2 separate regions of the Homo sapiens genome follow, and region 2 is linked to region 1. The links are chromatin loops, found by intact Hi-C in ENCODE. Cell type or tissue: tibial artery. All regions are shown on one strand.

Region 1 (2,500 bases):
TGGGTGGTCTAGACCCTTCCTCCTCAAGTGTAGTACCATCTGGGAGTCATTAGAAGGGTAGAATTTCAGGTTTCACCCCATTCCTGGTGAATCAGTATCTACAACTTAACAAGATCCATGGATGATCTGTATGCACATTATGTCTGAGAAATAGTGCTCCAGTTGACATCTAATGAATTTTCGTATTATTTTTATACTTCTTATAGGATTGTGTTGTGTTGTAAAATTTAAATAACAGTCTAGAATAGAAGTTGGGTAAATACATGAGCTTTACCCCACTTTCCATTGTAAAGTCGCTAACTGAATTAAATACTTCCCTCAGAAACAAAGATTGTTTCTTGGATATTGTAGTTAATTTTAAGTGAACAGTTATTTACATACTAGTTCTTTGTTAACTTTGGACTCTTGGCGTTACACAAAAGTAAAACACGTCTTTTGGCTTTCGTGTAGCACACTCAGAATATTTTCAGTAACCCCCAAAATATATTCAGTGTTTAATCCTCCAATTCCTTCATGCATGTCCTCTTCATTTTCACCAAACCCAGCAGGATTCGTGACTCTCCCTCACAGAAACGTTCCCTTTCTGCTCAGAGTAGGTACTGATTTTGTCTCCTGCTTCCTCAGTCTGTATGAATGGACAGCAGCAACGGAAAGAAAAGAGGGTAGGTAAAGGGAGGTGGAGATATAAGGGGGACTGGAGCGCGATGGAGAGACCAGACTCTGCTCAAAGCTAAAATTTACTCGGGCAGGGAATACTTAACATACAATTCCCATTACCAAAACAATATGAATGAAGAAGAACTGAAGAGGTAATGAGAAATGACAGATGCCGCCACACCCTAGATTGGCTCAGGTCCCTACAACCATGACTACCATGCCCTGGCCCAGTGGGAAGAAAGCTGCTTAAAGAAATGACAAGCACAGAAGACCGGGGAGCCAAAAGGTGCCCAAGTCCGTTCCCATCCCCACCAGCGCAGGCTGACACAAGCGAAGGCTGTAGAGCCCATTGTGTGAAAGAAGCCCAGGCGGGGAAGCGTGTGCCCCCTTCCCACTTTGCCCATCCCTGGCCCTCGCCTTCGCAGGGGGCACTGGGAGCAGAGCGAGCCTCGGCAGCCCGGGAGCGGCTCTGGGGGAGACGAGTGTATCCGCGGGCGCGTGTGCGTGAGGAGGAGAGCAAAGACGTGATTACTTCAGAATTTATTTAAGGGCCGGTGGAAACCACTGCAGCAGCTTCCAGGGGAAGCCCTTGTTCCAGAGGAAGAGGAGGTGGTGGCTGCCAAGGAGGAGGAGGGGAGGAGACGGAGGAGGAGGAGTAGCAGCCACCGCACGAGGCAAGTGAGGAGAGAAGATGCTGTAGCGTCCTCACCGGCTGCCAGCAGGTTGGTTCTTCCGGCCAATTGAAGCAAGCAAAGAGGCTTGCAGAAAGGCCGGGAGGAGAAAAATGGGTGTGTGTGCTGTGGCGGCGGGGGGGCGGCGGGGGGGAGGGAAGGGGGGCCGGGGGACGGCGTGGGGTGATGTTTGCCTTTCCAGAGAAAAAGCGCCTCCTTTAAGTGAAACGAGACACGGGAGCGCGCGGAAACAGGCTGGGGGCCAGGAGGAGACCTGTCCTGCTTTTTGCATCCCTAGGGACTCGTTTTCCTTTAGGTTTCTAACTCCCAGGGTTAGCCTTAAACTCCAGAGGGGCTCCAGGAGGGGAGACTGGGTGGAGAACTTCTCTCCCAGATACTTCTCACGCCTTTTCTCCAAGCTTTCTTTTGGAGGGACGCCCCACACACCCCGGGTGGCCCGGGCGCGGAGGGGGAGCGGCGCCGCGTGGTTAAGTTTCTGAAAGTCAAACCCAGTCCCCGGTCTCCGGTCTCCGCCCCGGGGCTCCAGCTGCACGCGGGGAGCTGCGGCTGTTCTGGCAAAGGGGCCGCGGCTGCTTTAAGAGCCGCCTCCCCCTCTCCTCCTTTGACAATGGTCTGAACCGAGCTTTGCTTCCCAAAGCAAAATTTGTAATATGCCATTTTTCCGATGGACGCTTCTCCTTTTGGCTGCTGACGGAGCCACGGGAAGATGCCGAGCTCCTGCCACGCCACCGGGCCGGGGCACGTTCCGGGAGGGCGCCGGGGCACGCGTGTGTCTGAGCTGCCTTTCTCCTCCCGTTGCTAGGGAAATGGTCCAGGAGTGCTGGGTGTGAGCCTCCCTTCTCCTCAAGCCGGAGACTGCGGTTGTCATTGATCAATTGAAGAAGCAAGGACCCGAAATCACAGACATTAGGTACAGAAGCTGTCTTTGAGTTTTACTGTCTCCTTTCGCTGTATTTTTTGACCACCTCCCCGGCCCCACCCCGCCCCCAGGGAAGATGAGATGCAAATTCCTCCTTGTTGATTACCGTTAGGTGCCTTTTGCTTTCACCTCATCCTCTCCATCTCCTATCTCTCTACCTCCTGCCTACTTGGCTGTGTCCTGTTGGGCAGGATGAACAATTTTAGTGTGGAAATGATGAAGTCAACTTCTT
Region 2 (2,500 bases), 59 kb before region 1:
TCCTTTCCCCAGTGTATATCTTTGTCAACTTTGTTGAAGTTGTGGCATTATTTCTGGGTTCTGCATTCTGATTCATTGATCTAAGTGTCTACATTTATACCAGTACCATGGTGTTTGGGTTACTATAGCCTTGTAACATAATCTGAAATCACAGCAAACATCATATTGAATGGAGAAGAGTTGAAAGCATTTCCCCAAGAACTGGAACAACACAAGGTGCTCACTTTCAATACTCCTATTCAACCTAGTACTGGAAATCCCAGCGAGAGCAATCAGGCAAGAGAAAGAAATGAAAGGGATCCAAATTGGAAAAGAGGAAGTCAAATGAGATCTGTTCATTTAACATATGGCCTCCTATCAAAGAAACCCTAAAGATGCCTCCAAAACACTCCCAGGTTTGATAAATGACTTCAGTAAACTTTCAGGATACAAAGTCCATGAATAAACTCAGTAGCATTTCTTTTTTTTCTTTTCTTTTTTTTCTTTTTTGAGAAGGAGTCTTGCTCTGTCACCCAGGCTGGAGCGCAGTGGCACTCGCTCACTGCAAGCTCCGCCTCCCAGGTTCAGGATATTTTCCTGCCTCAGCCTCCTGTGTAGCTGGGACTACAGCCACCCGCCAACTGCCCGGCTAATTTTTTGTATTTTCAGTAGAGACAGAATTTCACCATGTTAGCCAGGTTGATCTCGATCTCCTGACCTCGTGATCTGCCCGCCTCGGCCTCCCAAAGTGCTGGGATTACAGAAGTGAGCCACCGCGCCCGGCCTAAACTCAGTAGCATTTCTATACATCAATAATGATCAAACTGAGAACCAAATGAAGAACTCATTCCCATTTATAATAGCTACAAACATACCCCTAGGAGTGTGAATATACACCAATGAGGTGAATGATCTCTACAAAAAGAACTACAAAACACTGATGAAAAAAATCTAGATGACACAAATTATAATATATTTTAATGCAATAAGTTAAGAACACTGTATTTTTCTACTCCAGCAATACTTCCAATATAGCTTGTGTGAAAGGATAGTGGCTAGGAGTTACAGAAAAGGAGGAGTTGAATTAGAACTATGTTTAGTTTGGGTTAGATTTGATGTATTTTTGAACTTCATTCTCATTCCTGTAGAAGGTTCTCCTTTTCTTTTCCCTTTTCTTTTCTTTTTTTCTTTTCATTTCCTTTCTTTTCTTTTCCTCCTTTCTCTTCTTTATCTCTCTCTTCTTTTCTTTCATATCCAACAGTTATTTTAAGTTCATGAGTACCTGTGCTGAATGTACAGGCTTGTTACATAGGTAAATGTGCATCATGGTGGTTTGCTGCATAGATCATCCCATGACCTAGGTATTGAGCCCAGCATGCACTAGCTATTCTTCCTGGTGCCTTCCGTCCTCCCACCTCCCATGCCCCCATATTCCAACAGGCCCCAGAGTGTGTTGTTCCCCACCCTCATCTGTCCATGTGTTCTCATGATTCAGCTCCCACCTATAAGTGAGAACATGTGGTATTTGGTTTTCTGTTCCTATGTTAGTTTGCTGAGGATAATGACTTCCGGCTCCATCCATGTTCCTGCAAAGTACATGATCTTGTTCCTTTTTATGGCTGCATCTATTTCATGTCGTATACGTACCACATTATTTTAGCCAGTCTATCATTGATGGGCATTTAGGTTAATTCTGTGTCTTTGCTATTGTGAATAGTACTGCAATGAACATACCCATGTATGTATCTTTATAATAGAATGATTTATATTCCTTTGAGTATAAACCCAGTAATGAGATTGCTGGAACAAATGGTATTTTTGCCTCTAGGTCTTTGAGAAATCACAACAGTCTTCCACAATGGTTGAACTCATTTACACTTCCACCAACAGTGTAAAAGCGTCCCTTTATCTCCACAACCTTGCCAGCATCTGATATTTTGACCTTTTATTAATAAACATTCTGACCGGTGTGAGATGGTATCTCTTTTTTTTTTTTTTTGAGACGGACTTTCGTTCTTGTTGCCCAGGCTGGACTGCAATGACACGATCTTGGCTTACTGCAACCTCTGCCTCCCAGGTTCAAGCAATTCTCCTGCCCCAGCCTCCTGAATAGCTGGGATAACAGGTGCCCTCCAACATGCCTGGCTAATTTTTTTGTTTTTTGTTTTTTTTTAGTAGTTTTTTTTAGTAGAGATGAGGTTCTGCCATGTTGGCCAGACTGGTCTTGAACTCCCGACCTCAAGTGATCCTCCCGCCTCGGCCTCCTAAATTGCTGGGATTACAGGAATGAGCCACTGTGACCAGCCTCTCATTGTGGTTTTGACTTGCATTTTCTCTAATGATCAGTGATGTTGAGCTTTTTTTCATATGTTTTTTGGCCACATATATGTCTTCTTTGGAGAAGTATCTGTTCATATTTTTTGCCCACTTTTAATGGGGTCATTTTTTTCTTGTAAATTTGCTTAAGTTCCTTGTAGATGCTGGACATTAGACCTTTGTCAGATGAATGGATTGCAAAAAT

The links. A loop is a pair of places that touch in the nucleus more often than their neighbours do. Peaks named below come from ENCODE experiments on the same cell type or tissue, not always from the same donor. Only the 100,000 strongest peaks of a DNase experiment are listed, where the experiment ranks them.
Region 2: a loop joins it to region 1, with 7 times the contacts of the local background. A loop is called at or near these places in 3 of 110 quality-filtered maps.

What each region holds. Positions count from the first base shown.
Region 1 is chr12:81,758,159-81,760,658 of GRCh38, reverse strand. PPFIA2 (PPFI scaffold protein A2) reads left to right here and starts at 1,309. Exons shown (of 33, transcript NM_003625.5): 1 at 1,309-1,379; 2 at 2,152-2,259. RefSeq lists an enhancer at 1,511-2,449. In tibial artery, no CTCF peak of the experiment used is centred here; DNase peaks (open chromatin) are centred at 1,078, 1,198, 1,628 and 2,198; H3K4me3 peaks cover 1,946 bases; H3K27ac peaks cover 2,279 bases.
Region 2 is chr12:81,817,455-81,819,954 of GRCh38, reverse strand. No RefSeq gene overlaps it. Among named protein-coding and RNA genes, the nearest start is that of PPFIA2, 59 kb to the right of the region's middle. In tibial artery, no CTCF peak of the experiment used is centred here; no DNase peak of the experiment used is centred here; H3K27ac peaks cover 946 bases.